Linked DNA regions of Mus musculus: regions 1 and 3 are each linked to region 2. The links are chromatin loops, found by intact Hi-C in ENCODE. Cell type or tissue: left cerebral cortex. All regions are shown on one strand.

Evidence for each region. Peaks named below come from ENCODE experiments on the same cell type or tissue, not always from the same donor. Only the 100,000 strongest peaks of a DNase experiment are listed, where the experiment ranks them.
Region 1: a loop joins it to region 2, with 8 times the contacts of the local background. A loop is called at or near these places in 2 of 42 quality-filtered maps.
Region 3: it touches region 2 in a loop (8-fold over the local background); 2 of 42 quality-filtered maps call a loop at or near these places.

The regions. Positions count from the first base shown.
Region 1 is chr16:84,113,126-84,121,125 of GRCm38, reverse strand. No RefSeq gene overlaps it. Among named protein-coding and RNA genes, the nearest start is that of Gm41481, 60 kb to the right of the region's middle. In left cerebral cortex, no CTCF peak of the experiment used is centred here; DNase peaks (open chromatin) are centred at 2,786 and 3,359; H3K27ac peaks cover 1,193 bases.
Region 2 is chr16:82,427,003-82,435,002 of GRCm38, reverse strand. No RefSeq gene overlaps it. Among named protein-coding and RNA genes, the nearest start is that of Gm23355, 110 kb to the left of the region's middle. In left cerebral cortex, no CTCF peak of the experiment used is centred here; DNase peaks (open chromatin) are centred at 2,995 and 4,423; H3K27ac peaks cover 1,212 bases.
Region 3 is chr16:84,351,316-84,359,315 of GRCm38, reverse strand. No RefSeq gene overlaps it. Among named protein-coding and RNA genes, the nearest start is that of 4930553E22Rik, 16 kb to the left of the region's middle. In left cerebral cortex, no CTCF peak of the experiment used is centred here; a DNase peak (open chromatin) is centred at 4,024.

The DNA of each region.
Region 1 (8,000 bases), 1.7 Mb before region 2:
TTCCTCTGTACTGAGGCATATAAAGTTTGCAAGACCAATGAGCCTCTCTTTCCACTGATGGCTGACTAGGCCATCTTCTGATACATATGCAGCTAGAGACACGGGCTCCAGGGGGTACTGGTTAGTTCATAATGTTGTTCCACCTATAGGGTTGCAGATCCATTTAGCTCCTTGGGTACTTTCTCTAGCTCTTCCATTGGGGTCCCTGTGCTCCATCCAATAGCTGGCTGTGAGCATCTACTTATGTGTTTGCTAGGCCCCGGCATAGCCTCACAAGAGACAGCTATATCAGGGTCCTTTCAGCAAAATCTTGCTAGTGTATGCAATGGTGACAAAAAAGAACACATATGCATGTCTGCATCCCAGATATCCAATTGTTTTCTTTTGAGGCATTTATCAATGGACAGATGCATGTTCCAGGAAGAAATGATTAAAGAAACTAGAAATCAGTCTCAGAACATTGGATGAATTGTTACCTGAACTTCACAGAGAAAGGGAAGGAGAACAGTTGTGAGCCAGGCTATGTAAGCACCCAAACAAGGATTGAGACAGAATGGAGACTACTATCATTGTCAAAAAATAACTGTTTGCCAGAAAATTCTAATGGCAGGATATTTGACTACAGATGAGTAGATAATACAACCATTTTAGGGAATTATTCCTGGCAACATTATTTAAGTCAACGATTGTCTCTTTCAGATAAGTACCATAGTTTCATGAGAAATGACTATTAAAATTCACCATAGGCCATCAACTCATTGTAACCAATGATCTTAAGCTTGTGAGCTTTCTTAAATCTAGATTTTCTACCTTGAAAAACATTCTTTAAGTTATTCAAAACATGCTCTCTAACCCATACAACCTTTCAAAATATTGATTCTTTGAAAATTTTATATATTAATACAATCTCTTAGACATAGTCCCACTTCATCCCTCCCTCTTACTAGTCCTCAACCCACCTCTCTTCTTGTAAAATTGCTGTCCTACTTTTAACTTTAGTTTTCAGTAACTTACTGAATCTAAACCTGTGTGATATTCTATTCTTATGTATTTATTTTGTTTGCCATTGACCTTTTGTGGGGAGGAAATATTGCTTGCTTTCCTAGGTTTAGTAAACTAGGTTTTCTGTGGTCTAGTCTAGATCTATAATGTGAGAAAAATCAAGTTTGTGACATTTAAAATTCTAATAACTCATAATTTTAGGATGTAGTAGATTTTTGTTTTGTTCAGAACAAATTGTGTAAATTTTGTCACTATGGAAAAAAAGGCACATCTTGACATATAACAGAACAATGAAAAACAAACTCAGAAGAAAATAATTGACACTTTGAAGATACTCATTCTCAACAAATTCTAGAACCAAGCAACTCAGAAATGACAATGCAGGCAAGGAGCATAAAACATGAAGGGATGTCTGGAATGGAATGTCAATGGCCAGGGATGACATAAGCAGTTGAATAAATCTCTTGGTGAAATCATGTAAAAGATTAAGAATTTCCCTGGTCTACAAAGAGAGAATGTATATGGTGGAAACAGGAAACAAACAAACAAACAAACAAAAAAAAAGATGAGGACGTGGAAGTCATGTTGTCTTTCAGAGAGAAGCTGATCTGAAGGGTTTTATTGCAGCTAATTCAAGCAGACAATTTTATAATGCCTACAGGGGAAAACATACGTGATCATATTTTCAAGAACATCAAATGAACTAAGCACTCACTGCAGAGTATTTAAACTGAGCAGGCATCACTGGAGTCTGAAAATCCCCAGCTTGAATGTTGAGATTCAGCAGCTTTACAAGATGATTAAAATAAAAAAACCACATAATGTGACTTCATTGAGGATCAGTTTAGGAAGAAACACTCTTCTTGGAAACAGGCAATAATCTTCCAATATGTATAGTTCCATGATCTACACATCACAGATGTGTATCTTTCATGGGAAAAGAGCTAACTTTGATTGTAAAAGAGTAGAGACAACTACTTCCTTTCATCCATGGAAGGCTTATTTTTCCTGATTGAAAATAAATATGAATATGGACTGATGCCTATATAATGTAAGAAAAGAAAACAACCACAGCAGGCAAATATTGCTTAATGATAGACTCGAGCTCCAGCATTTGTTCAGGGGTCCTCCCATGCTCTCATTCCTAAGGGATAAGGACAGTTGTGCTTAAGAAGAGTACCACACATGTCCTTCAGCATGTTTGAGCCAGATATTGCTGAATAAGAACAATTTACAATTATTTTAAATTTAAGGCATATAATACTTGAGATGATCCCACATCACTCTAGATGTCTGAGAGCAGTTACAGACAGTGAGAAGTTTTAGATGGTGTTGAGTGGTAAACAATAAATCTGAAAAGGTAGGCACAGTTCTGGCAAAAGGCCAAGATGTTACAAAACAAAACAAAACAAAACAATCCCAAGGAAACAAAAAATGTGGCCATGGGGGGAGGGGAACATATTAGAATAATAATCATTATTTAGTTCAGGAACCAGGTAAGAAGAGAGAATGGAAAGTCAGGACTAATATGTTAACTTTGTAGGTATGTTATTTTTAATGTCTTTGCACATACTCAAATCTACTGTACTCAGAATGCTGCTAGCTTTGCATGTGCATAAAGAATGAGTTTCTAAAGTTCAATTAAGGACACAAGCCTTGGATGTCGATTTTCTATTCTGTATTTTCTGTCAATTAATAGCCTCTCATCCACTCAGATGCTCAGTCTAGATTCCTGGTCCCTCCTTCTAACATCTCCCTTTTCTTCATCCTCCACAGCCAGTCTATCAGATATTCACTTAGGCTATACCCTTAAATTCCCCCCAGAACCTCTCCACTATCCCTCTATCTATATTATATAACTTATTTCTGGTCCACTGTTTAATCTTCTCTTTGGTTCTCTATTTCTCTGTATAAGCTGTCTTGCTAGTATCCTCATCTGTTATTTCCTATATACTCTCACAAAACAGTCAGTGTGGACTACTGAATCAAAGGCCTGAGTTTGTTAAGCATGAAGCCAAATGCTGTCATGTATTTGATGGATGTACATCTCTACACTTCTCTGCTCTTGTCCTTCCCCAATGTCTCCTTGGATCTAGGACATAGTTGGAAAGGGGTCACTAGCACAAGGTGGACGATGTTGATTGATGTTGGATTATGTGTTACACATTATTACTAGTTTTCTTTAAGATTACTCTTGTTTCCACAAAAAATGTGGCCACAAAATAAATGGTTTGTCTGAGTTGAATCTTTTCGTGTAAAAATGGAAACATTAAAAATATACATAGAAGAAACATTGCTTTGTGTGTGGGTTGCTGTCCTTATCCTTCCACTGGCAGTCCTGCCTGGCTACAGGAAGTAAAGAATAAGGACAGCAACCCACTCACAAAGCCTTCCAGCCAAAATGTGTCCTGCCTGCAAGATGTGCAAGGATAAAGATAGAGCAGAGACTGAGAAAATAGCCAAATAATGACTGCCCCAAACAGACCCATCCCATGGCATTAATACTAATCTCTGACATTACTAGTGATATGTCACGGCACTCTGGTGGAGTCAGCTTGACAAAGCGATTATTCTTACAGAAAGGAATCTAGCAAAATTGTCCCCTAATAGGCTCTACCCAACAGCAAATCGAAGAGATGTGGAGACTCACACCCAAATACTTGATGAGGCTCAGGGAGTCTTATGGAAGAGTTGGGAGACTGAAGGACTCCAAGAGGACAGAAACTCTACAGGAAGACCAACAGAGTCAACTAACCTACACCCTAGGGGGTTCCCAGAGCCTGAATCACCAATCAAAGAGCAAGCACAGGCTGGACTTAGGCCCTGTGTACAGATTTAGCAGATGAATAGCTTGGTCTTCATGATGGCCCACCAAACAACTGCAGCAGGAGCTGTCCCAGAGCCTGTGTGGATCCCATACCCCCAAATGTCTGGTCTTGGTTGAAAGGGATGTGCCTAGTCCCTCAGCAAATGTATGTTCAGGGTAGGGGTGAGAGGCATGATGGAAGGATGTGGCGGGGGTTTGACATACAGAGGGGGTCTTCCCCTTCTAAGGGGAATATGGGGAAGACTTGCATGAGTGAGTACTGGTAGGAGAGGAAGGGCTGATCTTGGGTTGTAAATTGAATAAATAAATAAATTTAATGATGATGATGATGGTGATGATAATGATTAAACATAGCTTTCCTGATTAAATCAAAGTAGTGACATCACATATTTGACTTGTCAGATTATATAGTACTGAAGGACACATGTAAGTAATTTTTAATTTTTGATACATAATGCAAATAGTGAGTTGAACTAAAAGCCTCTCCTATATTTTATAGGGCATAAATGACTAGGCTTGGAAATTCTACTGCCCATTTGAGTACATAGTTAATGTGATCAATACTCCTGTGAATTTTAAGCAAATGATTGATGCAGATTCAAGTATATTTGTTGATGACGTAAGACAATCAGCTTTTAAAGATGCAAGCATTTCTGTAGTAGGATATAGAATCCTTTGAGAACATAACGAGGAATGGTATAAATAGACTGTTGAGTAGATTTAGTTCTAGCTTTTTGGGGAAACCCCAGACATATTTCTATAGAGGATGCACCAGCTTACATTCTTTCCAACAGTATATAAACATTCCAGTTTCTCCATATCCACCTAGCACTTGTCATTCCTTTTAATTTTAATTTTAGTCTTTTCTGAATAATGTGTATTAAAATCTTAAAATAGTTCTGTCTTTCCCTCATGTCTATAGGTGTTGAGTGATTTTAGAAATATTTAACCATTTCTATTTCACCAGTTTTGCACCCTTTATTTAGTTCAATGTCTCATTATTCGAAATAGACTGTCTTTTAATTTTTAAAAAAAATTGTATATTCTGATCAACAGCCTTCTGTTGTCAGATATATAGCTTAAAATTGATTTCCCCAGTGTAAACTTCCTCTTCACTCAACTGACCATATTCTTTGCTATACAAAGGTGTTTTGGTCTCCTGAGTTCCTATGTTTCAATTGTTCTTACGTCTTATGTTACGAAAGTCTTGTTCAGAAAGGCTTTTCCTACTTTCTCCTCTATCAGATTCAAGGTTTAAGATTTGAAGTTCAAGATATTACTTCATTATGAGTAGAGATATATCTGGAGAAAAACAAGACTTTTGGGTGGCCTAGACTTAGGTTTAAAGTGTCATTGATCCTATATCATGACATAAATTAGAGAGTAGTACTTTCTGCAAAGGAGATTCATCAACAGTTTTCTAATCCATCATATTCTCCAGATAAACAATGAATATATTACTTATTATTCAACTTAATTTAGGATTCATCAGCTATCAATATTTATCATGAATTAGAAAATATAACAATTTTTTATAAAAAGTCGTAGTCTCAATTTAATGGTATCTTTAACTTCTTATTGGTGAGTAATTCTGTGTAATTAAAAATGTTTAAAAAATACTATAGGTTTTTCATGTTTGTCAGAGTTGAGGAATATACCCAGGGCTTTGTACACAGTAGCAAACATGCTTCCAATTGTTCTGTATCCCTAGCTAATACTTATGATTTTAAACACATATAAAATGAGAAATTTTCCTTTTAGAGGTCAGCAAATGGCAACTTTGACTTCTTTCCTTCGATATAAAGGAGTGGGAAGGTCAATAAGGAGGTAGGCTGAAAGCTGAGCAGTTCATGCAGGAGTAAGTTGAGAGGCAATTCATGGGCTGTTCTTAATGAAATTTCTGAAGAACTATACTTTTCATAGTCTCTATTGCAGGAAAAATATCACAACGGGATTTAATAAAAATCAGGAGTTAGTTATAAGATCATCCTGGGGAAATAAAAAAAAAACCCTACCTCATAAAGTACACCTTTCGCACTGAAATTTCTAACACATTATAGATGGAATTCAACTAGATATGAGAAGAGTTCATAAAGATTATGATTGTTTTCTAGCTTTGAAAACAGTCAGCTTCTATTCACCTGTGCAGACTGACATCAGTTTCGACATTGGAATTAGAGAGCTGTGTAACTTGAAGACCAGAAGCCCTGCTTTATACAGTGTGCTGGATGTGTTAGTGAGGGTCTGGCTTCAGGAGCTGTAGAGACAAAAAAGGCCATTTCCTGGAACAAATTATCTTGATTTCCATAGCTGAATTTCTAAAATAATATACTTGTTATTAAGTGAGAAGAATAGCCACTTAACTCTGTGTAGGGAAAATATAAAAATCATTATGTAAAGACTTTATTCTTTGCCAGAATAGCATCATATCGTATGTCATATCATAACACATATTATAGTTATGGCGGCAATATAAGCCGAAGGTCTACAGTATTGACATGCTAGTCATGATGTGATTATTATTCAAAGGAAGCAAGGAGGAATTTCTTCAGGGCAGTTAATATACCAAACACTTTTTGTTCCCTATAATTTTGTGGATCCTTTTCAATATAAATCAAATCTACCATGCAGGTGAAAACCAAATTGAGGAGAGAAAATATAACAGGCAATGAGCTTAAGAGGAGTCACTGACAGTCTGGAGTGGAGCTTGTGAGAGCTGCCATGCAGGAGGGTGGTCTGTTTCTCCCTGCTGCTATGGCAGACCCTGGATCATTTACAAAGATGTACTGATGTCTTTGGATATGGTTGAGTGGTTTGTGCACACCCTTTTCTACAGCTGGGTCATTGCTTAAATAATAGAGTAAAGCAGATTCATCTTTGTTGCTGTGACTTCACTGGCTTTTGTAAAAAGCTATAGTTTATGCTTCAAAATCTTTGATTATTGTAGCCTGACATAGTTCTGCTGTACTTCTCCATGACCTATCCCACACTGTAGTTCTGTCTTGATTATAGGTTTTATTCTACATAGATGCCCCACTCTGATTGCATATTGGAAGCTTGTTGATTTGGATTGTAACCCACAGTTGATGATAATTAATAACTTGCTCATTCTTACTTAAGAAGTAGAAATATGCCAAGGATGTTAGAGATGATGAAAAGCAGCAGAATCTATCATTTAAATATTTAGCAGGGACAGTCTTGTCATTTAAATGTTCTTACTAATGTATTTTTAGTAGAAAGTAAAACCAGAGGGACATTTTAAATAGGAGAGTTTACTAATATTTTTCATGTTATCTTTCTCCATTTTCACTGAATTGGGGAAATTCACTCTTTTGCACGTGTATCAGTTTGTTTTTATAGAAGACATAGTTCTTGCTTTCATGATCCATTGATATGTGTATATGGTATGCCTGTGCATATGAATGTTAACTACAGTGTGTGCACACACAATATAAGTGTATATTTAAGGGATGAAGTTCATGTTGGCTATCATCCTCATTTGTACTTTCATCTAAATCACAAAGACAGGGTCTTTCAGTCAAATCAGAACTTGCCAATATGGGTGGCTTCACTAGCCAGCTTGTTCTGAGATCCCTTGTGTCAGCCTGCAGAGCCAACCTGGAATTACATGCAGACCACTGCACTTTACCCACTGAGGCATCTCTGTAGTTCTTACATTCTACTGCAATTTAGAGAGAAAATTTTTATAACCATTCTCTTAAATCCTTGCTATTTAAAATGACAAATGCTATAAGAACAGTTTAATGGTAACCAAGAAATGTGCAGCTATGAAAACATAGTTTTATACATACCTATTCTAGATGCTGATGTCAGGAATGAACATTCTTCATTTCCATTGTTTGTAATGTTTATTCAATATTAATCCTAGGTACAATGCTGTATTTTCTGACTAGTAGATACCAGGGACCAGAAATGTATTTGCCTTACAGTTCAGCATTCTTGGATTAGCTTTCATGCTATGATGTCATAACTTGACATAAAAATTTGAAGAGTATACTAGCACATGTAAGAAAGATGGTTAGAATGAGGTAATACATGTAATGAGTGTTCAATTTTATATTAGCACAACTTCTATAATAACTAGCTCACTTCTTTAAGTTTATTAGTTAATCACTGATTGTGCAGGCTGTGGTAAACCCATCTCTCCTTA
Region 2 (8,000 bases):
TAAGTTTCATGTCTAACTGGGTGCCAATATTATGCTCAACATACAGATTGAAAAACATGTTCATAATTTGACTAATTAAAAAGTTTAGTCCTGGACAAAAGGAAAAAGAAAAGAAAAGAAAACAAATATAACCCTTTCACAAGGAAGGCTGAGAAGGGAGAATTCCATGAGTTGAAAAAGAGCCTCAACATTCAAACAAACAAAACCTCCACAATGATCCAGGTAAGATAATTATGTATTTTGTATTTCACAACAGGATTTCTTTATAAATGAGAATGTCTAGTATGCTACAGAAAATAAAGCAGATTTGTAATTTTTGTGTTTATATACTTTCCCAAAGGAAACTTGATGAAAAATAAGACAATTTGTTATCACTTTTAAAAATATAAAATTATTGAGGCATTCTTTTGAGTATACCTAGAATCAGGAAAAATCTGATAATCTTTTATTTCCTTATTGTTTTTTGTGCATTTTCTTTGCTTGTTTTTACAAATTTTTTTACCATGAAGTCAACATAATTCCTAGGTCAAAAAGAATTTCTAAACAAAATTCTAAAATATGTCTACATAGAAGTAAAGTTAATATTTTCTTACTAATGTAATTCACGGTTCTTTACAATGTTATCTTAAAATGTCTCTGTCAGTAAATGTGTTAAAAAATATCCTGGGAAGACTTAAGATGTGTGTAACTTTTGAAACGACCACATTGTGCTAGAGAGGAGCACAGGTGAACTTTCCTTGAAGTCACTGTTTCTTAGATGATCTACAGGACATTAAAAGGTCAGGCATTTTCAATGTGTCAGAAAATTAAAATGTGAATTCATATAACATGAGAAAAAGTTATCCAGTACTGTTGCAATAAATCTCTCCATCCAAATATGCCCTGGCAATGAAAACACTACTCAATTAACATGAATACATGCTGTATGCCTAGTTTGGGCAGATCTACCATCTTCCACATCTATGAGACCCCTAGAACTTGAGGATTCTCCAGGCCATGGACTTCTGCTCTACTTCCTTCTTCCTCCTCTTCCTCTGCATCCTCTCCCACTCCCATTTTTCCCTCTCTCTCTATCTCTCTCTCTCTCTCTCTCTCTCTCTCTCTCTCTCTCTCTCTCTTTGTCTCTATCTCTCTCCCTCTCTCTCTCTCTCTCTCTCTCTCTCTCTCTCTCTCTCTCTCTCTCTCTCTCTCTCTCTCTCCCTTCTACTCCACCTTCCCTTTTCTCTACCCAATCATCAACTGTCCTTTATTTTACAAATAAGGTGAGAAGCAGGTTTACAGGAAATCACCTGAGTGCTGACTCATTCCTAGTTCACAACCAACCCCTCACTGGAGAACTGAATTGACATCAAATATAATTAGCCCCAAGGCTATCCACAACACAGTGCATATAAATTTTTCTTATGTTTGCATAATTTTGTTTTCGTTGAAATAGTTTCAAATGCAAGCACCTTGTTAAATTATTTTGTTTAAATTTATGATAATTGGCATGGAACAGAATTAAGACATGAAGACGTTTATATGTTGACTTCACAACAGTGCTGTACAATAACTGAAGGAAAATGTTTACTGTCTGAGTAGTGGTCAATACAGATGTAAAAAGGAAAGTCGATCTGGTCTTACCTGATGACAGATGCTAAAAAACAAATGTATCCGAAGCCAAAAGAACAGTACAGGGACCTGATTGGATTTAAATGGAGTAAATACTTTTTTTCTTCATTATTTTTACTAATAAATTTTATATACTGACTGTAAGTTTCCCTTCCTCCTCTACTCCTAGTCCCTTTCTCTGCCTACCCCAACTCCCATTCACTCCTAGTTTCTCTTCAGTAAAGGGTAGATTACCCATAGAGATCAACCAATCCTGGCATATCAAGGTGCAATATGACTAACTGCATCCTCTCCTATTAAAGCTATATAAGACAGCCCAGTAGGAAGAAAGGACTCCACAGGCAGACAACAAAGTCAGAGACAGCTCTTGCATCCACTGTCAGGAGATCCACAAGAAGACTGACCTATACAATTATAACATAGATGCAGGGGTTCTAGTTCCTTCCAGTGAAGACTCCATAGTTGGCACTTCAGTCTCTGTGAACACTTATAGACCTAGATTAGTTGTTTCTGTGACTGTTCTTGTGGTGTTCTTGACTCCTCTTACTCTCTCAATCCTTCCTCCTTCTCTTCTACAGAATCCCCTAAGCAACACTTTTGTTTGGCTGTGAGTCTATACAAATGTTTCCAACAGATCCTATGTGAAGCAGAATAATATTAGGAATCATGACCTTAGCCCTTTTTTTTTCCATTTGTTTTTGGCTTCTACTCTAGGCCTCTATTTTTTGGCCCTCTGAACAGTGTTAAAGATTGGTTCCCTCTCGTGGGATGGGACTCAAGCTGTACCAGTCATGGTTTGGCTGCTCTGTCGATTTTGGTGCCATCTTTACATACCTTGTAGAGAAGAAGGGAAATGGAAATAATCAATAGTGATAGACGGTATCAGCAGTGATTATAAAGAGTTAGAATAGAAAAAGTATGATTTAAGCTTAAAAACATATATGATAGAGTTGTATATAAGCATCTTTATCTTAATATTATCTACAACAAATTCTGTCAATGGAAACATATATTAAAGGAGAAACCTTCTTCTACAGTCATGAAAAGGCAAGATATCTTTGTGTTGACTTGTAATTCTGTAGTCTTTTAGGTAGACAGTTTGTAAGCCTATTTGATCTACTGTTCTTATTTATTTGAAGTGATCATTGCAGAGCAATGTTTCTTTTTTTCTGGTCTGGCAACATAGTAGTTATGAGTATATTCATACTTTTCTCTTTCTACTACAAGAACTTCTGAAGTCTGTAGGTTAAACTTGCAATTTCTCAGTAACTCCCTGTGCTCAGCCGTTGCCCCATTTGTAAGTGGATTTCTCAAGTTAGTTGTCTTTTTATTTCCCATTTTTGGCTCATGACTGTTCTGACAAATAACTGTAGCCAAGAACTCCAAACCTGAGAGGAAATTTCAGCTGCCAAATGTATTTTTGAGTTCAACTACTCTGACAGAGTAAAGAGCAGCTGGCCTGTCTGAGTCATGGTTGCTAGGAAAAGAGAAAACAAATGAGACAACCCAGTTCATCACTTGTAAATGTGTCTAAGACCTGTTCTTCTGTGCCTAGAATAATCCATATCTAAACTCCAAGAGACACAAATATTATGTCTATATCTGTTGATATTGATATATCTATATAGATATTGTTAAGGTGAAGAGAGAGTATAATTGTACATATATGTAGATTTCTATGCATATGTATAGGTATATTTTACATATCGGGGAGTGCCCTATTCAAATGTGTTTCTATGGGAATCCTTGGAACTTAAGGAAAATTCAGACTGGTTTAATCTGAAAATTCATTTTGGATAATATGGCATGAAAGAAGATGCAATTTCACTGAGTTAAATAAAATTAATAGTCATGTGTCTCAATTATGAGTAACTCGTTTTGAGAATAATTAAGAGAGAAAAAGTGCTGAGTTTCCATGTGTCTAACGAGGAAAGTTAAGGAAAATACCCACCTCCTACCCCTATTTTATTAGTCTTTGTAGTTTCTCTTCTTTAGATATTTTAATGTTGCCTCCTACTCATCCAGAAACTTCTAGTAGGAAGAAAGTTTATTTCCTGACTAAAGAATCACCTCTGCTATTTTTCTCATCAAAAGGAGCCAGAGTTCTTGAGTGCTGTGTCAGCACTTTCGTCTGTTTCAGGGAGATAGATCAGCAAGCTATTGCTAGATGGGCTGTCAGGAGTATTGAGCCTGCATTGTGCAAATTACTCCAGGTGTCAAAGTGGCAGAGACTTTCTAGAAAAAAAAATCAGAAAATCTAAACACAAATTACTTACGCTAGAAAATGAATAGTGTAGTTATCCAGAATGTAAAGTTTGAGACGTGAGATTTGACAAATGTCAGTTGTATCTTGCAATGAGAACCTTGGTTGCAGAAGGGTTCAGCACTAATAATATTTCAGATTCAGCAGTGACTTGTAAGCTTAGTGCTATTTACCCTTAAATAATATAATTTTAACTGTCAAAATAGATCTCAATTAAGAAATATTCTTTCAAATTTATATATTTCAATGTGATAATATAAAATCAGTTTGTTATGGGTTTGTCAACTCAATGGTACTTCAATGCTTCTTTTGTTTAGATAGTATTGAAAATGTCAGGAATGGAAATTAATTTAATTTTGTCATTAAAATGAATAGCAATATATAACTTTCAGGATGCAGGAGAAACACTGTTGTATAAAAACAATGCCGGCGCGTAGGATCAAGAGATCTTAATAATGCAGTCCCCAAGTCTAGCAACTGAACTCAATGGGAATAATCCCTTTGCAATCATTCACTCCATATGCATGCTCCATTTATGGAATTCCAGCCTAGCTCTGCATTTTAAACAGGCAATCTAAACATGTTCTCAGTGGATAAGAATAAGCCCTGCAGAACTACTTTCTAAACTTTGTATTTTTTTCCACAGAAACTCAACTTCAAAGATATTCTGAAAACACCATAAAGTTTCAAACTACACAGTGCCTGCAAACTTTGCACATGGCTCCCATTGACATCAATCAGAATTCTATATGCATGGACTCAGGGCAAAGCATAACCTTTTATATGGTCGACAATATGTTTGAAATGGCGACAAAAATGTCTGAGACTTCAAACACACTGCTGACTTTACAGTTTCAAAGGACACTTAGTTTTAAGAACCAAAGCAATGGTAAGTATGTTGGATTGTAGTGCCTTAATTTAAATTTTAAAAACCTCAGAAGGATTTTCTTTGCAATTTAAAAGTCAAAATTAAATTACCAGAAAACATCTACACAGTTGATTATGTGTTGATTATTTATGTGTGTTTTTTGAATGTATTTTTATTTGGTTGTTTCTTCATTTGTTAAATAATTGGAAATAACAAAAGTGATCTTACAGTATGTAATTTAGGGAGAAAATCATCACGTAAATATTTCAGTTATAAATTCTGAAACAAGAATATCATAAATGTTATATCAGGTGTATTAAAAATAATTTCAGCAATCCAAGTAGTGATGATTTAAGAGTCACATATAAAATATCTTTAAGTGACCTTTCTGTTTACATCCTATTCTTCTTGTTGTGCAATGTTGTGTAGGTTCCAAGAACATTCTAATTTCTAGAAACTAGCAATAATGGAAGTAGTATATGGAGGTGTGGAAGAAAATTACATCTCCCTGGAGTTCTGTGAACACCTGGCTCACCACTCGAAGTTCTGCCCCTTAGTTCAGAAGGTAAATCCCAGACATTTATTTCCTTTAATTGCATTGGGGAAGCTCTTTCCAGTAAGTCCATTGAAAATTCTATATGTGCACTGCTAGCAAGGAGACATGATGCTTAGTATAAAGGAAATTATTGAAAAACCAATGACTTTTTCAAGAAAAAAAAACTTAAAAAGAAAAGAGTGATATTCAGAAGGAGTAATAGAAAACAAGATAGCCAAAATGAACCTGAACTGCCTTAGTATTTATAATTTCACTCTTTATGTTAAAATCCATCCCCAGAGTTAAGCCTTGTCTCTCCTGTTATTTATAGTTTTCCAACTGAGAAAACAGATTTCATAATATCTTGATTTTTCCATGTCAGGCTGGATTCCATTAACAACTCAACATGCCATCACAACATAAGCTTCAGGAAACAGGTAAACATTGTCAAACTAGGGGTGGGGGGACAATATGTTTAGCAGGGAGACTTGTTTTCTAGATGAAGGGAGAATTCAGAACACAGCTATTGTAGGAATGAAAGAATAAAATGATAAGGAAAGCACCATCTCAGGCCCTGGAAATCTGTTTAACATTAATTATAGCACAGGCACCTTAATCGGAGGCAATCCCAGGTTTCACATGGAGAGATAAAGCAGCCTCTTGAACCCAATTATGCAAGGATTTCAAGTTCTTTGGCCTTTGAAATCTGTGAAGATGTGGGGGAGGCTAAGGTCTTCATGGGATTTCAGTGAAGATTAGAGGAGTTATTTACCAACTGACTGAGTGTTGAGAATTCTTCCAACTGATTTCATCTATTTTGTACTGAAAGCAGTACCAGGATTTATCAGTTTTAGAGCAATATGGCATCTGAAGAAATTCTACAATCTATGCTGGAGAGTTGTGCTCCTTACCCGTCTGTTCTCGCACCATCTCTGGGCCAGTAGGGTGACAGTCAATGCTCTGTGGTACTCTTTTACAACAGTCAATCTTGGAGTTAATATTTGATGTCATATTATTACTATGGCAATGACCTAACTCACCCTATTTTAGAATAGGCAGTCATGTTAGGTCTTAAGCTTCAATTTTCCAGAAGGGCAGCCAGCCCTCTGGGGGAAAAACACAGAATAGGGACAGTCAATCAGCAACTGCTCCAACAACTGGCCAGGGGCTTCAAGCAGATATGAAAAAGTCTATATAAGGTAACCTTCTCTCCCTCAGGGTATGAATCAATGAGAAGTGCAAAAATGTCCCACGCTATAAACTCAACCAGTCTTGATGAAGTTGACTTAACTACAACTGGAAAATCCCTACTGCCTTTAAAAGGGACCTGGGAGCTTCCCTCCTTCCTTTGTGGTGGCCACATTGCTTGGATGCCTGACCCCCTCCTGCTGACTTTCTGAAGAATAAACACTCTTTGTCTTTGCATACTATTTGAATCTGGGGTCTTCTTTCAGAAATTCCCTTACAATTACAAAGCTTACTTTTTGCCTACATATTTTGTGAAGCTATTTCTTATCTATTTATTTTAAGTATTGAGATACAATATAATTGCATCATTTCCCCAAAACTTTTTCCCTGGGGAACAGCTTTCCTGGTACAAGAAGGTACTATGAAAACTTCCCAGGGAGGGAAGCAGATGACAATCCTGTCCTGCTACAAAGCATATATACTACAGCCACCAAGTTTACTTTAAGAGCTAATAGCAAAAAAGAGCAAAGACAGAATATCATGAAATTTAAAAAAATGTGCAGAATAGGTTCAAACTATGCAGCAGGAGCTCAGAAATCTTTACCTAACTTTTGGGGACCATTGAATGGGACATTGGAAAAACTGACAGGTTAAAGCCAACATTACTATTATCTTGTCTTACCCACGTTCTCGCGACCGGCCAGGAAAGACGCAACAAACCGGAATCTTCTGCGGCAAAAGCTTTATTGCTTACATCTTCAGGAGCCAGAGAGCAAGAGCAAGAGAGAGAATGGCGAAACCCCGTCCCTTTTTCAGGAGAATTATCCTCCGCCTAGGACGTGTCGCTCCCTGATTGGCTGCAGCCCATCGGCTGAGTTGTCGTCACGGGGAAGGCAGAGCACATGGAGTGGAGAACTACCCTTGGCACATGCGCAGATCATTTGTTTACCACTTAGAACACAGGATGTCAGCGCCATCTTGCAATGGTGAATGTGAGGGCGGCTCCCAACAATCTTGTTGCTCTCAACCTTAAAAAAATGAGACAGAATAGGATTTATAGGATTTTGACAAAAGCAAATGATTAGACAGAGTGGGTACCAAGACAGGCAAAGGACCACAAATGAAAGAATTAATCTCATACCACTGAACAAGATGTCAGGTTTCACATTACCTGTGTATCAAACTGAAAAAAAATGTATGCATTTTAGTTCAAGCTTTTAAATGTCCCTCTTTGTAAAATATCTAGAATCAATGAGATCATTTCTTATAGAATCATAATTCTTATTTGTTTAGAGGAACTTTTTTTAAAAATCAAGCCAAAAATGGTCAATATAAATATTGAACAGCAAAATAGCTAATATTAGTTGATAGTTCAAACCTAATGAAATATAAAACCATATTATATATCAGGACAGCAAGGGCATAAAATTGTATCACATGAAAACTGATGAATTAAATTCTATAAATGAATATGGATGTTCCTTGGAGACACTGCACATTGAAATATTATGATGCAGAAAATTATTACAAGAGAG
Region 3 (8,000 bases), 1.9 Mb before region 2:
TCTGATAGGATGCATGGGACAATTTCAATATTTTTGTATCTGTTGAAGCTTGTTTTGTGACCTATTATATGGTCAATTTTGGAGAAGGTACCATGAGCTGCTGAGAAGAAGGTATATCCTTTTGTTTTAGGATAAAATCTTCTGTAGATATCTGTTAGATCCATTTGTTTCATAACTTCTGTTAGTTTCACTGTGTCCCTGTTTAGTTTCTGTTTCCATGATCTGTCCATTGATGAAAGTGGTGTGTTGAAGTCTCCCACTATTATTGTGTGAGGTGCAATGTGTGCTTTGAGCTTTACTAAAGTTTCTTTAATGAGTGTGGCTCCCCTTGCATTTGGAGCATAGATATTCAGAATTGAGAGTTCCTCTTGGAAGATTTTACCTTTGATGAGTATGAAGTGCTCCTCCTTGTCTTCTTTGATGACTTTGGGTTAGAAGTTGATTTTATTTGATATTAGAATGTCTACTCCAGCTCGTTTCTTTAGTCCATTCGCTTGGAAAATTGTTTTCCAGCCTTTCATTCTGAGGTAGTATCTGTCTTTTTCCCTGAGATGGGTTTCCTGTAAGCAGCAAAATGTTGGGTCCTGTTTGTGTAGCCAGTCTGTTAGTCTTTTTATTGGGGAGTTGAGTCCATTGATATTAAGAGATATTAAGGAAAACAAATTCTTGCTTCCTATTATTTTTGTTGTTAAAGTTGGCATTCTGTTCTTGTGGCTGTCTTCTTTTAGGTTTGTTGAGGGATTACTTCCTTGCTCTTTTCTAGGATGTGGTTTCTGTCCTTTTAGTGGTTTTTTCTGTTATTATCCTTTGAAGGGCTGGATTTGTGGAAAGATAATGTGTGAATTTGGTTTTGTCGTGGAATACTTTGGTTTCTCCCTAATGGTAATTGAAAGTTTGGCTGGGTATAGTTACCTGGGCTGGCATTTGTGTTCTCTTAGTGTCTGTATAATATCTGTCCAGGCTCTTCTGGCTTTCATAGTCTCTGGTGAAAAATCTGGTTTAATTCTAATATGCCTGCCTTTATATGTTACTTGACCTTTTTCCTTTACTGCTTTTTATATTCTATCTTTATTTAGTGCATTTGTTGTTCTGATTATTATGTGTCTGGAGGAATTTCTTTTCTGGTCCAGTCTATTTGGAGTTCTGTAGGCTTCTTGTATGTTCATGTATGTTCATCTCTTTCTTTAGGTTTGGGAAGTTTTCTTCTATAATTTTGTTGAAGATATTTGCTGGCCTTTTAAGTTGAAAATCTTCATTCTCATCTATTCCTATTATCCGTAGGGTTGGTATTCTCATTGAATCCTGGATTTCCTGGATGTTTTGAGTTAGGATCTTTTTGCATTTTCCATTTTTTTGATTGTTGTGCCGATGTTCTCTATGAAATCTTCTGCATCTGCGATTCTCTCTTCCATTCTGTTGCTGATGCTCGCCTCTATCATTTCAGATTTTTTTCCTAGGGTTTCTATCTCTTGTATTGCCTCACTTTGGGTTTTCTTTATTGTGTGTACTTCCTTTTTTATGTCTAGTATGGTTTTGTTCATTTCCATCACCTGTTTGGATGTGTTTTCCTGTTTTTCTTTAAGGTCTTGCAACTCTTTAGCAGTGCTCTCCTGTATTTCTTTAAGTGAGTTATTAAAGACCTTCTTGATGTCTTCACCATCATGAGATATGCCTTTAAATCTGGGTCTAGGTTTTTGGGTGTGTTTGGGTGCCCTGGACTGGCTTAGGTGGGAATACTGGGTTCTGATGATGGTGAGTGGTCTTGGTTTCTGTTAGTAATATTCTTACATCTGCCTTTTGCCATCTGGTAATCTCTGGAGGTTGTTATAGTTGTCTCTGGTTAGAGCTTGTTCCTTTAGTGATTCTGTTATTCTCTACCAGCAGATCTGGGAGACTAGCTGTCTCCAGAGTTTCAGTGGTCAAAACACTCTCTGCCGTCATGTTCTCCTCTTTCAGGGAAGGTGCACAGATATCTGGAGTTCAGACTTGCCTCCTGGCAGAAGATGAAGGCCTGAAACAGCACCTTTCCCAGAAGCTGTTAGCTTCTGTAGTCTACACTCGCACCTGTGCAGACTAGTCTCAATGGGATCCAGGGGACCAAGATGGCTCCCTCAGGTTCTCTGGCAAAGCCCTCCTGGGCAGGGCAGACACCTCTCTCTGGCAGGGAAGGTGCCTAGATGCCTGGAGCCCGAAACAGGGACTGTCTCAGAAGCTCTGTGGCTCCTGCCTGTCCCTGAAGCTGTTAGCTTCTGTAGTCCACACTCTCACCTGTGCAGACTAGTCTTGGTGGAATCCAGTGACCAAGATGTCTCCCATAGATGCTCTGGCAACTCGAAAGTTCTTTTTAGTTCATGTAAGGTTAATATTGGCTTTTGTTTGTTTTTTGTTTTTTAACTTAAATGATTCCACATTGCTTCATTCATACAACATCTGCATATGTTTTAATGCTTATTAATGATTTCATCACATTTCATAATGCATGTGTTAATACTGATTTAGTAATTCTTAGTTGTTGGACAGAAGAATAGTTTAATATATTCTTTCTACAAATTGAATTCTGGATAGTCTTCATATAAACAATGGGCTTTTTAAAGATTTTCCATTGAGCACATGAACATTTCAATTCAAACTGAAGTAGAAGCCACCATTAAGAACAATGCATTATTACTGTTTGTTTATAATGGCATTTTTATTAGAGAACATTTATTGTGAATATCAATGTTGGATACTGCACATTAGTTTTTATTCTTCGTACTGTACTTTCAATAAAATATATCAAAAGCTTTTTGCTGTTGTAGGAAAATCCCCAGATATGTTTATTCACAGATTCTCTAGTACCAGATGTAAAACTGAAAATGTATCACAGAATTTTATCCATCTCGCAAGGCTCAAATTTAAGAATATGAGTTATTTGATATACCCCTCTGAGTAGACTTTGTGTCCAACTCCCAACTGCATTCTGTAGTTTGGTCTGGCTTGGATCACACAGGTTTTTTTCATGCTGGTGCTTCGGTTGAGATTTCTTGTGGGCGGGTCCTGTTGTGATTTCCTGTGGGTGGGTTCCAGCTTCGTCCAGAGGACCTTGTTTCTTTGTAGTTAGTTATCCATCACCTCTGGCTTTTATATTCTTTCCATTTCATCTTCTGCAATGATCTTCAAGCCTTTAGAGTAGGAGTTGTGATATAAATATTCTACTTAGAGTTTGAGGTTTCTGCAGTTTCGTATTCTCTGTACCCTGGTCTGTTGTGGATCTCTGTGTTCTTTAACTTCTTCACTTTTAATAAAGCTTTCTCAGATGAAGGTTGAGAGATTCACTGATCTGAAGAGAGGGTTCTGGAAGACATCAATACTTTTAATATTTTTAATGATCTCATATAATTAAACTGAGCCTCCTTCATTGAGGAAAAATTACCTTGTCTGATTCCTGATGTTTGACTACAATTGGTGTTGTAAGAGATTTTTTATAGGAGTGGATGACCTTTTAAGCAAGTAGTTTCCTCTTTTACTCCCATTTATCCTCATCTTATTGATATCCCAGATTCAGGAGATATTTTCCCTGAGCATTCTACTAGCCATAATTCATTGGTATTTTTACATACTATCATATCAGGCTACTTGGATTTCGCAGGATACACTAGAAAAATGTAAAGGTGCAAGGATACAGAGTGACTGATATTCTTAGACAAATGCCAGTGTTCTTCTGGAAGTTAGCACAGATTGGATACAGGTGACACTATACAATAGATTATCCACACATATACCAACACACAATGAATCCCATGCCTTGTGTTAAAAGATAACAATTACAATATTATTGAAAGAAGAAACAAGTCAAAGGAAAAGTGTCTGAAGGCAAAAAAGTTGAATCAGGGTGAATACACTAAACTTTTGGAAAATGTGACAGTATAAAATTAGCTAACATATTGGAGAGAGCATTTCGTGTGGGCAGATTAGCAGTTTTATGATCTGTTGGAAGAAAAAGGCTTATAGGAAGATGGTACGTGAAAAATGTGTGTGAAGGTGTCGTTGCAGAAATCAGGAAACAGGATATTTAGGGAAACATGAGAGATAAAGGTTAATGTATTCATTATGTGGAACTACCAGATGACATCGTGAGCAGAAAAATGGGGGGTGGCTTGGACATATGTGGGATGCTTGTTAATGAATGTAGAAGACTCACATCAGTATTTCGATAAAGGATGGATGGAAGTAGGTCTGCGTATCTACATGGGTCTGTGTGGTTTTCTAATTATTATTTTATATAGTTTTCAGTATGTTAGGTAATTTTGAGGACAACAGGAGGCTGAGAAATGGGTCAGGACATTGGTAATTTGTCATTTTTTTGTGTAGCATGACTGGTACTCTAAGGGTTGTTGGCTTTTAACAAGACCCAAATTCCAGCAAGGCTCGGCCACTGTGACAGTTGTAAGGCTGAATCAAGTTGCTGTATGTTGACCCAGAATGGAAGATAAAAAGAATGCTGGAGTCAACATTACTATTCATACAATGCCTCTTGCCCATTGCCAAGTGTACACATTTATTTCTCTAAGCATTTAGCTTGACTTAATGTGTTCATTATTCATGTGATAGCAGCTATTAATAGCTCTATCTTTTCTCCAAATACACAAAATACAAGAACCTCATCCAGTATTTCACAGCTTGTAAATTGTGAAGTCAGGCAAAGAAACTCAGGCATCTAACTCTAGAAACAAAACTTCAACCATATCCACACTGTGCTTATTTACTAACATGTTAGATGAGTATTGGTAGGTTAATATTTTCACTTGCTGCTTTTAAAAAGATTAGTAAAATTTCATTTGGAAAATAAAAGTTATAAGTACTTACCTGGTACAATAGGATGTTTCCATTCATATGTTAATTGTACAATAATCAAATTGGTCTAATGAAGTATTCATCTGTTGACATACTTCTTTGTGGTAAGATCATTTAAAATATATTCCATTGATAGTTTTGAGAAAATTTATTTTTAATTTAAGTTTTATTTAATTTCAATAATAACATTTTTATTCATGCATATACAATTAAATGATTCAAGCAAGAAATCAATGAATTTAGGCACCTCTTTATATTTTCAGTATATAGGAGAGTAGATGTTTTCCAAATATTAGATGAATATGACCACATCCTCTTTATCTTACAGAATGGGCTTCAGACTGACTATAAGAGTAGACACTAACACCCTTTCAGCCTTCATATGTCCATGTTTTATATTCTGATTCATGTTAGAGTGGGTGATAGCTATTCACATTCATTCATTTTTTAAAAAGTGTTTAATTTCTTCCTTGAATGTGGTAATATTACAAAATATCTCTCATTTTATGTGGAATTCCTTAATCCACTTAGATTTGACCTTAGTACAAGGAGATAGGAATGGATCAATTCCATTCTTCTACATGATAACCACCAGTTGTGACAGCACCATTTGTTGAAACTGCTGTCTTTTTTCCACTGGATGGTTTTAGCTCCCTTGTCAAAGATCAAGTGACCATAGGTGTGTGGGTTCATCTCTGGGTCCTCAATTCTGTTCCATTGGTCTACTTGTCTGTCACTATACCAGTACCATGCAGTTTTTATCACTATTGCTCTATAGTACAGCTTTAGGTCAGGCATGGTGATTCCACCAGAGGTTCTTTTATCCTTGAATAGAGTTTTTGCTATCCTAGGTTTTTTGTTATACCAGATGAATCTGCCAATTGCCCTTTCTAATTCGTTGAAGAATTGAGTTGGAATTTTGATGGGGATTGCATTGAATCTGTAGATTGCTTTTGGCAAGATAGCCATTTTTACTATATTGATCCTGCCAATCCATGAGCATGGGAGATCTTTCCATCTTCTGAGTTCTTCTTTAATTTCTTTCTTCAGAGACTTGAAGTTCTTATCATACAGATCTTTCACTTCCTTAGAGTCAAGCCAAGGTATTTTATATTATTTGTGACTATTGAGAAGGGTGTTGTTTAACTTATAGAGGAGAAAGTAGGGAAAACCCTCGAAGATATAGGTACAGGGGAAAAATTCCTGAATAGAACAGCAGTGGCTTGTGCTGTAAGATTGAGAATCAACAAATAGGACCTCATAAAATTGCAAAGCTTCTGCAAGGCAAAAGACACCGTCAATAAGACAAAAAGGCCACCAACAGATTGGGAAAGGATATTTACCTATCCTAAATCAGGTAGAGGACTAATATCCAACATATATAAAGAACTCAAGAAGGTAGACTCCAGAAAATCAAATAACCCCATTAAAAAATGGGTCTCAGAGCTAAACAAAGAATTCTCACCTGAGCAATACCGAATGGCTGAGAAACACCTGAAAAAAATGTTCAACATCCTTATTCATGAGGGAAATGCAAATCAAAAAAACCCTGAGATTCCACCTCACACCAGTCAGAATGGCTAAGATCAAATATTAAGGTGACAGCAGATGCTGGCAAAGATGTGGAGAAAGAGGAACACTCCTCCATTGTTGGTGGGATTGCATGCTTGTACAACCACTCTGGAAATCAGTCTGGTAATTCCTCAGAAAATTGGACATAGTACTACTGGAGGATCCCGCAATACCTCTCCTGAGCATATATCCAGAAGATATCCCAACCGGTAAGAAGGACACATGCTCCACTATGTTCATAGCAGCCTTATTTATAATAGCCAGAAGCTGGAAAGAACCCAGATGCCCCTCAACAGAGGAATGAATACAGAAAATATGATACATTTACACAATGGAGTACTACTCAGCTATTAAAAAGAATGAATTTATGAAATTCCTAGGCAAATGGATGGACCTGGAGGGCATCATCCTGAGTGAGGTAACCCAATCACAAAAGAACTCACACAATATGTACTCACTGATAAGTGGATTATTAGCCCAGAAACTTAGAAAACCGAAGATATAAGATACAATTTGATAAATGCATGAAACTCAAGAAGAACGAAGACCAAAGTGTGGACACTTTGCCCCTTCTTAGAACTGGGAACAAAACACCCATCGAAGGAGTTACAGAGACAAAGTTTGGAGCTGAGACGACAGGATGGACCACCTAGAGACTGCCATATCCGGGGATCCACCCCATAATCAGCTTCCAAACACTGGCACCATTGCATATACCAGCAAGATTTTGCTGAAAGGACCCAGATGTGGCTGTCTCTTGTCAGACTATTCTGGGGCCTAGCAAACACAGAAGTGGATGCTCACAGTCAGCTATTGGATGGATTACATTGCCCCCAATAGGAGCTAGAAACAGTACCCAAAGAGCTGAATGGATCTGCAATCCTATAGGTGGAACAACAATATGAACTAACCAATACCCCCTGGAGCTCGTGTCTCTAGCTGCATATGAATCATAAGATGGCCTAATAGGCCATTAGTGGAAAGAGAGGCCCATTGGTCGTGCAAACTTTATATGCCCCAGTACGGGGGAATGCCAGGGCCAAGAAGTGGGAGTGGGTGGGTGGGGGAGTGGGTAGGGGAGCGTGTGGGGGACTTTTGGGATAGCATTGGAAATGTAAATGAAATAAATACCCAATAAAATATTTAAAAATATTAAAAAAAGAAAATATATAACATATTAAACATAAAAAAATCTTGAAAAAATATTACAAAATATCATTAAAGCATTGGAGATTTATATTTTCTACTTTTACAAGCAGAACAAATTTAAAATTTTAGTAACATAAAGGAATAATTATTATAACCTGGTTAATGACTTCATTTCCTTACATGACACATGACAGAGGTTATGAATATTTATTATCATCATAGTCAATATCCTAAAATAAATAATACACATCTTAGGTACTGAAAAACCTACACCTGTTTTTTTTTTTTTTTTTGGTTTTGTTCTTTGATTTTTGTAATTAAACCATCTGGATTCAAGAGAATGAATGAAACTAAGGCATTTCATAGACTGGTCTTGAGTAGCTGAAAAAATTTCATTTAATGTAAGTAGTTTGATATTTTGAGAAAATACTGAATTCAAGGTAGAA